2 separate regions of the Homo sapiens genome follow, and region 2 is linked to region 1. The links are chromatin contacts, found by Hi-C in ENCODE. All regions are on one chromosome and are shown on one strand. The core of a region is the stretch at or near the end of the contact, and the rest is flanking DNA. Distances in the headings are between cores, read along the strand shown.

Region 1 (6,079 bases), core at 199-2,698:
ATATTGCTTAGGATTTCTGGTGGGTGCACAATTCCCTGCTGTGAACCGAGTTTGCTGGAAAACCAAGTAACTAGCACCTCCATCGTAGTCCTACCCAGAGCTTGCAGGCTTTGCACTCACGTAAGACTGATTCTTCCAGAGGCGCCTGGAAGTCCCATTGTGATGGGCAAATGCTCTTACCAGAAATAAACTAGTTGTGGGGACCGGGCGCGGTGGCTCATGCCTGTAATACCAGCACTTTGGGAGGCCGAGGCAGGCGGATCACTTGAGGTCAGGAGTTCGAGGCCAACCTGGCCAACATGGTAAAACCCCGTCTCTACTAAAAATATAAAAATATAAAAATTAGCCGGGAGTGGTGGTGGGTGCCTCTAATCCCAGCAACCCGGGAGGCTGAGGCAGGAGAATCACTTGAACCCGGCAGACGGAGGTTGCAGTGAGCGGAGATCACGCCACTGCATTCCAGCCTGGGCGACAGAAGTAGAGAGACTCCTTATCAAAAAAAAAAAAAAGAAAGAAAGAAAGAAAAAAAAAAAGAAATACACTAATTTTGGGCCTTAAATGCTACTCAGTTCTCCAGTTCACCTCAACAGGGAGGGAAGGTGCTTGGAGGAAAATTGCACTTCGTTTTTGCCCTGCTTATTTTGTCTTCAAAATATATGTTAAATCACCGCATCAAAGAGCCGTCCCAGATCTCAACTCCCAGATGAGTTCGGTGGCACCCAATAGATTTTCATAACACAGGATCTATCTCTGTCTCCTTGTATTGTAATAGCCTGTCTCCAAATGCAGATAGCAACCGGCAGGCTGTAAATGTCGAGGAAAAAGCCTAATTCCTTTCCTCATCCGGAGCCTCTAGTGCAGTACCCAGCACAGAGCAGGTACTTGGTATTTTGGTAAGGGAAATCAATCAACGCATCAATAGCAGAATCTGAAACCAGGGACCTAGATCTTTCCAATAAAATCATCCTGCTGAGATGTGACTCAGATGTACTGGTGCCCAGCAGACAACACGTTTTCGCCCTGATTTTATCCTCCATTCATCCGTCCGCCCCCTCCCCCATAGACCCCGCCTGTCCCCAGCTAAAAATAATGAGGGGATTCACACATCTCAGTGTCAACACACACAACACAGTTGACACGCCCCTTAATCCTACAGCTACGCCATCAATTCTCGCCGCCGGGTCCGTCCGCTTGTCAGTTTCCCCTACTCCTCATCCCCTCGCAACTTCTGATCCCCTATCACTTCCGTTCCCGTTTGCCTGCTAGGCTGGAAGCAGGATGTGTCTACGCCCTCAGCCCATAAGAAGTGCTACAAACCTCCGCCTCGCTCGCTGTCATGGCGGCGACCGACGGCCCCTTTCCTGTGGCCTCAGAAAGCAGCGACAGTCGCAGTCACCGGACCTTCGCCCATCCGCCGCCCTCACTTAAGCGACGCACAACGGAGCTCCCACAATCCTCTTTGCTTCCGCTCTCTTTATTTCCGCCTCCCCCGCCCCCGCCTCGACATTAACCGTTTCGCGACTACGTCAGTTGGCCGGTCTGTTTGGGAGAGCCAGGCGACTAATCTGGTATAGAGACCGAAAAACACAGGTAAAAAGACCTAAAAGACTTAGTCATCTATTGGAACATTTCCCCAGTTTGTTTGTAAGTTGGCTTGCAAGCTTATCAGTCATTCTCAAACAGGAGCTTAACTTACTTAGGTGAACAGTTCATGATGACGCCTTTAAGCTGCTAGACCAACCCAAACTCCGAATTTGCAGTTTCTGACCTTTCACCTTGAACCTGTGCCCTTTCTACCCTCTATTCTCCATCTCCTTTTGGTTCTTGTCTGACTCTTTAGCTGCATATGTAAAGAGCACAGACTTTGAAACCTGAGCTCCCGCGTTCGAATCCCCACTGTACCACTATCTAAACATGGCATCTTGGGCAAGTGATTCAAGCATGCTATTCCTTGGCTTTTTCATCTGTAGAATTGGTATAATAATAGTACTTACCTCCAGAGTTGCAGTAAAAATATTAAAATTTCACATGTGAGGAGCACCTAGAACATTGCCTATCATGAAGTTAAGCAGTATATTGAAATATAAATTATAATGATTGAATTTGATCTCACCTAAGACCTCTGGCTAATAAATAATAAATGATAATAATCATTTCACCTGGGATAGAGGGGATTGCCCTGTTCTCTCCAGGCTGAGGCTGTAATACCTGATTCTAGGGACTGCTGATATGGAAATTACTACCACTCTGGCTGGAGTCAGAAGAGTATATTAAAGAGTCTCTTTGTACTGTCCTAAAATAAGCAAAATCCAACGTTTGCAGTTCTATGGACCACGCACTATGATAAGTGCTTTAAACCCATTTTGTTGTTATTGCTTCATCCTCACAATAGCCCTTTGCTGGTTCTTAAGTGTATTACCCTTTCCTGTCCTCTTTGTCTGCTTAAAGCAGCTAAGAAAACTCAGATTAGTCAGATTGCATATAAATCAATAACTTGCCCACGGTCACAGAGCTAATAACAAATAGAGCCAAGACTTAAACTCAGATACATTCAGATGTGTCTTGGTATTTCTCAAATATCACTGAGAAAAAGGCCACCATAAATTCTTTTCAAGTGCTCTCTCTCCCCCAACTCCCCACCCCAAGAATTGCCTGAATGCCCATACAGAAAGACTAGGTTCTCTTCAGAAGCAGAAGGGCAGAACCCACTAAGGCAAAGATCTCTCCCTTGAAGGCTGGCAGCCAAGGAGGTGACTATAGTAGGAATTGGCATAACCAGCTCACTCATTGCCCTCCACTGTGCCACACAGGCCCCATTACTTCCTATAGTACTGAAGACCACTGGGGATAAAGGTACAGGGCCTTCACCTCATCCCACCGTTCTGTAAAGCTTGGATATTAGCAAAGATCTTGCTTATTTTAGGACAGTACAATGAGACTCTTTAATATACTCATCTGACTCCACCCAGAGTGGTAGTAGTAATTTCCATATCAGCAGTCCCTAGAGTCAGGAATTACTGCCTCAGCCTGGAGAGAACAAACCAATCCCCTCTGTCCCAGGTTAAAACAAAACAGGAATTCCCTCTGTTCCTTCAGAATGTACGGTACCCAGGATGTTGTTATTCTTGCTCCACACCTACCCACTCTCACTTCCCAACTTATCATCAGGCAGTCCACAATGGTTTTTTCAGGGGAAGGATTGGTGATGGTGAAGGGACTGAAGGAGAAGGTAAATCACCAGGTTTGCTGAAGGTAAATGAAGCACTGCCTTGTCCCTACCTCTGTACCTCTTTTGTAGCTCCCTGACCTTCTTTCTCATTTGGCATTTCAGAACCCATCACTCCACACCTAGGAAACCCTCTTGGGTTTGAATTGCAGACAAATCATCTTGTCTTTTATTTTTTCCCCCAACACCCAACGATAGCACACATGTCTGGGCTTGGCCAAATTTAAAAACAAAAATAACAGAGGTAGCACGGAAAGACTTTTTACTTAATTTTCTCCATTATTTCTAGCTGTCAAACTATTAGAAAGTGTCAGTGTAAGGGGTAGAGCTGTGAGAAGTCGAGTTTCAGAGGCGAGGAAAGAGAAAAATCCTGATGCAAAGCAAAAGTGTTGGCAGAGGAAAGACGAGCCAACAAGAGTGTCTCTAGGGCCGGTAGAAATAAACAAATGGTGGAGATTGGTGAGTGGGTTTCATACACAAAGAAACCTTTCCCTTTTAGCTCCTTTCACCCTACACACCATATCCCCATTCCAGAGACTTCATCTGCCTTAAATTCTCCTAACCAACCCAGTTCTTTCCTTGCTGGGCATCTTGCCCTAATGGCAGAATTCACCACCAGCTGCTACTGCTAAGCAAACTGGGTAGTTGAGGGGAGAGGATGTTCGTAAACCCAATGTTAGAAAGGGAGATGTGTTCCTAGCATCCTTAGTCGTACTCATAGCATATTTTTAGAAGCAATGCTCTACGTACATAATTTAAGTGTTCAGGTTCTGCAGTGCTTTCTTCAGTATGTTTCAGTTATTTGTTTCTTCAGAGCTGTTCTGGGGTCCTAACATATATATGACAGTGTTTCTATACCATAGTGTTTTACACAGCTGGTGACCAGTTCAGGCCCCCTTTACAAGGCAGATAGATCCATCCCCCAGCTGCTGTGGGTATTAGCTGATGAATACAGCTGCTTCCTTCTCTGCAGAATTGCACTCTGCAGAAGAGGTTCATTGCCTGGGAGATTTCTGTTTAATAACCCCAACCCCTACACACACAACCCTGCAGCCAAAAGCAATGACTAACTGATGATGAGAGTACAAGGGTACCTTGCCTCAAGGTTGACCAATTCTGTGGTGTAAATCCTACTCCAGAGCTCCTCCTGGGATTAGGCTAGAGCTTGTTTCCAGCGAGCTTAGGTTTTTTCCTCCAGCCATATCCTGCTTCTCTCACTCCGCTGCTGCTGAGAGCACTCGCTCTAAATCACTGGCCCAAGAATCATGCCCCACCTTAGGCTCTGCTTCTAGGGAACCCTAATACTCATCATGCTCAGCTCATGTTTGTCAGAGGATCATGTAAAGAAGTCCCTCTGTAGGCCCTCTGTTGTAGGCAGAGCCATCGTACCCATCTCTGGGGAAGTCAGGAGTGAGTTAAGATGTAACTGGATAAGACCTCTTAAGTCAAACTTGAACATCTGTCCTAACTCAGATTAAAATGAGATCTGGCCTATTCCTGAAATCTACTGTCTTGGTGACACCAGCAGACTACATTCTATCAAATTAGAAATGAAGATATATCTGTTTGTGCTTCATTGTGGAAAAATTATGTTTTTATTAAAAAGAGTTATGTGGCATTTGTTAAAATTTTAGTTAAGTCACAATTATTTTGTGATAGACACTGCTATAATAGCATGAATCTTAAATTTATCAGCTGTTGGTTGCTATATGTTTGTTGAGTGTAAACTCTGTGTTGTCAAAGATGATCAAAGAATGAGCCCAAGGTTAGATACCTGATAAGCATGCTCCGATTAGTCTAGAAGTGTTAAAAGAAAAAGAAACAACAACAGACCGGATTACCAGCTTGCAAATAATAAAAACATATCCTAATTTAATAATTCTTCTATGATTCAGAAGACATATTGGATCATCTTTACAAACTTCAATCATAATATTGTAAAAATGTACAAGTACTAGTTAAGAGTAATGTTCAGATTGAAAAAAATGTTCAGGTTGAAAATGACCAGATTGTTGAAATATATATTTGCAAGGATGAAAATTTCAAAACATCTAGCATCTCCTCCAAAGTATATATCCTATTATTTACATAGTAAATAATGTATAGTCACTGATTCTAATCTCACTTGACTAAATCCATTCCTCTAGCTACAATAAAAGAACCAAGATAATAATTTTCTTTAGGATTACCTATTTCTGAATATATTTTAATACATTCCTTTTGCTATGACCTCTTGTAATTGGTTCCTTTTATTATTTTTATTTACATGTATTATATATCATAATTTATTTTAATTCCTTTTTTGCTGTTTAGCAAAATATATGATCATCTTCCTCTCCAAAAAAATCAGATTATGGAGGGTCTTTTAAGTGGTTACTTTTGGTAACTAAAACAAACATTTTCTTAAGAAAATATCATTAAACCAAAAATTCATACTGATCTGAGAAATGTTGGTTGTTTCTGAAAAGCCCTTTCTACATTAGTCAAATAAATTACAATATTTGTAAGTCTCATGGAGTATTTTAGTTGTGTACAAGATTTTCATTAAAGCATAGGAAAGAATATCATAGCTACTTGCTTAACACACATATACATCAAAGAGGAGATATGACTTTCCTAACTTATCTGTAACAATGGCTAAACAAAGGTTTGGTAAGAGCAATTGAAGAATGGTGAATTACCCCATTCATTAAAATTTTTAAAGTACTTAAACATTAGACTGGATAGAATTTTACGGGGGAACAATATATCTTATGTTCTTTTTAAAAAGAAGAAGAAAGAGGCTGGGCGTGGTGGCTCACCCCTGTACAATTTGGGAGGCCGAGGTGGGCGGATCACGAGGTTAGGAGTTTG
Region 2 (6,566 bases), core at 1-2,500, 3.0 Mb after region 1:
AGATGGAATAAATGATTTGGGAAAGGGAAAGTCAGTATTGTTTTAGCCACATTGAGTCTAGTAGCTTTTACAATAGAAACGCCAGCATGAAGTATCAGGAATACTTCAAATACATGACTAGGAACATTTTGTTTAGGGATAAATTCATATGTACTAGAAACTATTTGCTTTTTTAAAAGCAAGGGAATTAATAACACAAAATTCCGGATAGTGGTCACCTCAGGGGGGAACGAAGGGAGGGAAGAGACACAGTAGACTTCTAAGGGACTGGCAATGTCCTATTTCTTAAGCTTGTAGTGGATGCGAACCTTTATTATTCTTTAAGCTGTATATATACATTATACATTATTTCGCATGGAGGAGATATCATAAAAAAATATTAAAGGTTAGTTTCAGGCAGGCAAAGTCATAAACGGTTTTTTAAAAGATGCAAGGAACTGACAGTGCAGGAAAGCATATCAGTAAGAATTTTAAATGCACTGCACTATTCCAGAGTGATGATTCTACTTGCAGAGTGAATCTAAAATTAATTTAAGCCCGTCAATAGTTAGGAGGCTCAGGCCATTTAGGCTCAAGCGGCCATTTACCTCAGGACAAGTAAGGGGAACTGAGCCCAGCAATGCCTTCCACCTCCCCTCCCCCCACCCCATAAATCGAACCGCTTTGGTGCTGTCCTTCCACATTTAGAAACAAAGTACCGCTCCCTTACTTTAAGATTCGAAAGCGCTACATGGTTTCGGGGCCCAAGCAAGTAGTCTTTAACACACAGACGTTGCAAATAAATGCGCCCGCCCCGAGCCTTTCTCAGGTGGAGGTGGAGGTAGGGGAGAACGGCGAGGGGCTGGCCCGAGGTACCTACATCTCCGGCGCCGGGAATTTGTCAGCCTCAAACCCTTTTGCCCAGCTGGGTCCGGGTGAAACGACGAAGCCGCAGCACCCGGCCAGCTCCCGGGGCCCGTGCCGGGAGGGCATTCCCACAGCAGCCGGCCCCGGTGGCAGCCCTTCCTGAACTTCGCTCTGCAGGCCTGTTCAGCCCGTCTCCCCTCCTCCCGTCTCCTTTGTCGTGTTCCCGCTCCCACGAAACCGCATCCTGAGAACGTGCAATACCCAAACCAGAAAGCAATGGAAGCCATTTTCAAAAGAAAAGGTAGAACAAAGCTCCCCTTGCCGCCTGCTCTTCAGACAAGTCCTTACCTCTTCATGTTTCCACAGGCCCCTACCTCCAACTTGGGTAAATAGGCCGCGGACCTCAAGTCCCAGAACTCCGCGCGGCGGACTTCTAAGGGTATTGTGATGGAGCATGGGGCTCTGGGAATTGTAGTAGCACAGAGCTATGGCAACAGAAAGAGAAAGTAGATCTCAAGTGACAGGTATGCTGAACATTGTCCAAATATTTATTTTGAATTTCTCATTTAGGTTCAAAAGAAGACCCAAAATATCCAGCTCATAAAACGAGTCACCTTTGACTTCTTGATTCTCTCATCCATTACCACTAATTCCTGGCTCTTCTGTAATTTCCTTTGAACTTATCAACACTGCTTTTCTTTCAAGGATTTATCCAGCCTACCTACCGTTTCCAGTCGAGCCTCTGCTTCATCCTTCACGATGTAGCCAGAGTCATCAGACACGAGTCTGACTATATCACCTGTACTAATGGTTCTCCTCTATCTGTAACAGAGACTTGAGAGTTTTCTCCACTCAGAATCAGAAGTCTGTGTATGTTCAGGCCCACATATGTTTTATTGATAATTATGGTGAATCAAGAAAGAGGTATAGTATAGTGGTTAAAAGCATAGGCTCTTAGTTTCCAGAAATGGAAATGCAAATGTCTTTAAGTGTATGAAAAGATGTCCAATCTCACAAATTTTAAAGTACACTGACTACCAGTACTCCTTAAAACTAGCAAGGTCATCAAAAACACAAGAATCTGTCACAGCCAAAAGGAACCAAAGGAGTCATGATGACTAAAGTAATGCAGTATCTTGGATGGGATCCTGGAAAAGAAAAAAAGACATGAGGTAAAAACTAAGGAAATGTGAACAAACTATGCTCTTTAGCTAATAACAAGGTTCGTTAGCTGTGACAAATGTATCAGAGTTATGCAAGGGAAACTGAGTTGTACGTATGTGGAACTTTGTACTATGCAACCTTTCTGTATCTAAAACTGTTCTAGAACTTAAAGTTTATTTTTAAAAGTACATTAAACTACCATTTTTCACCTAACAGATTGGGAAAGATCCAAAAGTTTGATAACACACTTGTTTTATTGAGATTGTGGGGAAACGGGCGCTCTCAATACACTAGTGGTAGGAATATAAATTGGTACAACATCTATTGGGGGCAAATGAGGATACTACTAAAATCATAAATGTACATTCCCTTTAAAGCAGCAATTCAGTTATGAATAGAATCCTCAATACTATATATCCTCTAACCTACTATCATTCCTTGCAACATTGTTTATGAAAACAGAAATGAAAATATCCAAGAACATACTATGAAAATGTATCATTCAATGAAAAACTATGCAGCAGTTACCAAGATGACAAAGTTCTCTATGAACTGCTACTAAACAATCTCCAAAATATAGTTAGTGCAATAGCAAGGTGCAGAACGATATGTATACTATGCTTCTATTTGCATAAAAAGGGGAGCTCTAGTCACTTAAAAACATATATATGTGTGTTTGCTTGTATATGCACAAAATATGTTTGGGAGAACTTACAGACAAATGATGAGTGAATGCCTCCAGGTAGGGGAACTGGATGGCTGAGGGACAAGGGCAGAAAAAATTCTTCACGTATCTTTTTGTGCCCTTTGAATTTTGAACCCATGACTACATTACCTAGTCAATACTTTTTTAATTAAAGAGAAACCCTCTTACATCTCAAGAAGCCAAAGAAGAAAAGATTGTAGGTAATGGTGGGGGGCGGGGCACACTACTTGGATTTGAATCTCACTTCTCAGTTGACAGTATAGCACGACAGGGTTTTAGAGGCAATCTGGACTTGAATTTTTGCTCTGGTAAGTTACTAGACCATGTGGGTTTCAGTAAGTTTCTTAACTGGTCTAGGCCAGTTTTCTCATCTGTAAAATGAGGATACCTCCTAAGTATAGGGTGACTGTCAAGCACATACAAAGGTATGGTTTTAAAGTTATTCCATGATTGAGTGGTAATCTATGAGTAAATAGTCAAATGTTAATCAGTAGATTTAGACTTATCCAAACTGCTTTGTATTTCCATGCTCAAGTTAGAGCAAAGGACCAAAAAGCAGCTACTGAAAAACATTGTAGAATTTCCTGTCCTGAGAACTTCTATCAGATTGAAAATGTCATGGTGAGCTACCTAAGACCTGTCACATGCAAATAACTGTGCTCTTGAATCATAAAGGTGAATGACTGCAGGCATAGCATGTACCACTTTGTAGCTTTGGCACAGAACGTGAACTGAATATAAGTATAAACAAAACGGGGGGTCACATCATTGCCTGCACCAGGTAAATCCTATATGGTGGTAGAGCTGAATTTTGTGGCTCAACCAATCTGTCCCAATTGACATATTGACAAGGAAATGGAAAAATACACCAAGGTTGCTAGTGTGCTTATCCCCTGGGACGGTGGCAAAGGATGGAACAAATATTACACCAACCATCACACCAAACTTGTGTACAACTTCTAATAAAACATATAGCCTATTGATACTGAAATGATACACACTACATTGCAAATCCACTAGGTGGGATGAGTGGAGAACGAATAGCTAAGATACATATTCACATAGCTGTGGAATTGCAACTGGAAAGCAAGGTCATAAGAAGTACTCTACATACCTGTGTATAACTGTAACCAGCGCAAGTGATAGGTACAAACAGACAAACATTCAGAAAATTACACTAAAAAGAAAACCAGGCCATTTCTAATTCTGCCAAACTTGTTAACTGTGTAATAATAGTTATTCTGTTTCCCACAACATTCTTCTCCCCAGCTTAAAAGGACATCAGACAGTGTATACAAAGCCTTGGAGATCTCTAGATGTTATACATGGGCACAGAGATCTTACCTAATTTCACAATTTTACCCCTAGAAGAATTTATGACAAACCGAAAAATATGCCTCATTTGTCTTTCTGTCAATTTAACAAGGTTAGTTTAATTAATCCAGAAGCTCCTTCTTAACAGAGACACATTTTCTGAGTTTGTCCTTTTTAGGTGCTTTGTTTGTGGCACGCTTCTGAAGACTACATTATGAAGCAGTTATGATTCCAAGATATGGAAGAAGATGTTAAAACCAAAAATCTTCTCTTGAATCTACTCACCATCTTATATTAAGAGTAAACAACTGTGCAAGTCTTTCAAATTTCCCAAATGAAATAGCATAAATGCTGTTATAGAGAACAAATATAGCATCTTTTCAAAGGATTAAAAAATGGGTATGTACTGGGATAGTGTCAACACTTTAAATTTAAGAATTCTTCAGCTAATATGTCAGCTGGTTAACAATGGTTACGAGGGGCTGAAGACTCCAGTGCCTAACATAAATGATGCTTTAACATTACTGGTAAAAATAGCTTATTTCTGTATTTCTGACCTTTTAATTAAGATTTGTCAACGTGACTGGGCACGGTGGATCACGCCTGTGATCCTGGCACTTTGGGAGGCCAAGGCGGGTGGGTCCTTTGAGCCCAGGAGTTCAAGACCAGCCTGGGTAACATGGCAAAACCCCATCTCTACAAAAAACTCAAAAATTAGCTAGGTGTGGTGGTGTGCACCTGTAGTCCCAACTACTTGGGAGGCTGAGGTAGGAGAATCACTTCAGCCCAGCAGGCAGGGGTTGCAGTGAGCCAAGATCACGGCACTGCACTCTAGCTTAGGTGACAGAGCAAGACCCTGTCTCAAAAAACAAACAAAAAAAAATTGTTCAACAATGTCATTTCTTTACATGTTAGAAATGGTCAGGAAGAATCTTAGAGATGATTTATGATTTAGTCCAATGTACAATTCCAGACAGTATACTGAGATCACCCTGTAAGTCTTAATAACATTACTAGATCAATCTAGAAGCCAGTTGCTATCCTCTGGCATCTTCTATGTACTAGGAAAAACACTAGAACTCCCACTGAAGATAATGTAACAGTAAGATAGTATAAGCAGTATTGTAGTCTCCTTTTTCTTTATTTTACTTAGGAAATATAGAGTAAGCACTCTACTCACAGTGAAAAGACATAAAGGAATCTCAAAACTTCAGAGAAATGAAAACCAGTTCCTTCTCACAAAACAGTTTGGGAAACCCTAATATGATCCAACTCTTTCATTTATGGACAAAGATAATGCCCAAGATGAAATTATTTGTCCAGTTAATTAGGCAGGAACAAGACTAGAGTCAGTGTTTCTTCTGATAAACTATATTTTCATTACTGAATGTAGAACTTGTACACAGGCTACTTTACAAGAGTTGAATCTCCAAAAGCAATGGGAAAAAATGTCTTTAGTATTACTCTTATCTACAGTATAAGAGTAATAATACTGAACTGAAAAATTAGAGATTACTAAAGATTATACTTAAAAGTTGTGTATCTACAGAAATAATTCACAAGATTATATGAGTTCTGGATTATTTTCACATTCTATAATTCTGCGTGGTTACAAAAACTTACTGGATAAGAAGCTGCTGCTTGGAAAAGTTTGAGTAGAAAAAAAAGAGTCCATGTCAATTTTGGCATTTAGTCTGCTCATAAGACTAATCGTTGCTAATATTCATTTCAAAAATATTTCTTCGTGTAATGTGTACCCGCCACGATGGTCGTGTGCAATCAGTACAACAGAAAATTTAGCTCAATAAATTATAGGTTACTGAGCTCTAGTCACTTAAAAACTTTTAATAGTTAATTTCAGTATTACATGTTTTTTTTTAGGACATTACCTTTATTTATGACTTAGGTGAAACATGAAACACAGGAGACCAGACTGTTCCAAACCTAAGAACAAGGCTTATTTAAAACAAAACAAAACAAACAAACAAAAAAAAAGAAAAACAAACAAATATACGGAAATCACCAACTATAAATCATATGCTAAAACCAAATAAAATGCCAGTATATCCATACATTAAAAATAACCAAATTCCTTGAAACTTACCTTTCCTTAACCCTTTAATAATAATCTACCCTAACTTTTCCTCCCTGCTCTGAATCTCTATAACACACTTTCTATAATTCATACTGCACTTCTTTATATTATCTATATTGTTTTTATGCAGACAAGCATTAATTATATCTCAAACTAGACAGTAGGTTCCTTTGAGGAGAAGAGACTTTACAGTATCTAGCACTATATAGGTTGGCATGTACTTTTGGCAGACATCACCCTATGATTCAACTGGAGTGAGAAGGATGATGTGTACTGATGCCAGGGAGAGTAAGACATAAATTACACATATAGAGTCAGCATCTAAGAGGTTGCTGTCTGGACAAAGGGGCTAGTATAATTTTGATTTTCTAATACTAAAAACAAAACTAAGGTATAATTCTCAACAGTACAATACTTAAATGAAAAAAAGGATGCACAATT

Evidence for each region. Hi-C counts contacts between places; a loop is a spot of excess contacts on that map. Pooled maps may share reads with other maps.
Region 2: a loop to region 1 is called in a map of naive thymus-derived CD4-positive, alpha-beta T cell, with 9 times the contacts of the local background. The contact joins the promoter of RBM41 here to the promoter of SLC25A53 in region 1. A Hi-C loop is called at or near these places in 2 of 168 maps with a recorded cell type or tissue (B cell and naive thymus-derived CD4-positive, alpha-beta T cell), 1 of 37 single-sample maps with no recorded cell type and 8 of 50 pooled maps.

What each region holds. Positions count from the first base shown.
Region 1 is chrX:104,155,561-104,161,639 of GRCh38, forward strand. It overlaps SLC25A53 (solute carrier family 25 member 53), which reads right to left and starts at 1,449. Exons shown (of 2, transcript NM_001012755.5): 1 at 1,318-1,449. It also overlaps a transcript of FAM199X not described here. RefSeq lists an enhancer at 1,223-1,522.
Region 2 is chrX:107,117,572-107,124,137 of GRCh38, forward strand. It overlaps RBM41 (RNA binding motif protein 41), which reads right to left and starts at 1,251. Exons shown (of 8, transcript NM_001324242.2): 1 at 1,195-1,251. The coding sequence starts at 1,202. It overlaps NUP62CL (nucleoporin 62 C-terminal like), which reads right to left. Exons shown (of 9, transcript NM_017681.3): 9 at 5,856-6,566. RefSeq lists enhancers at 555-634, 1,015-1,204.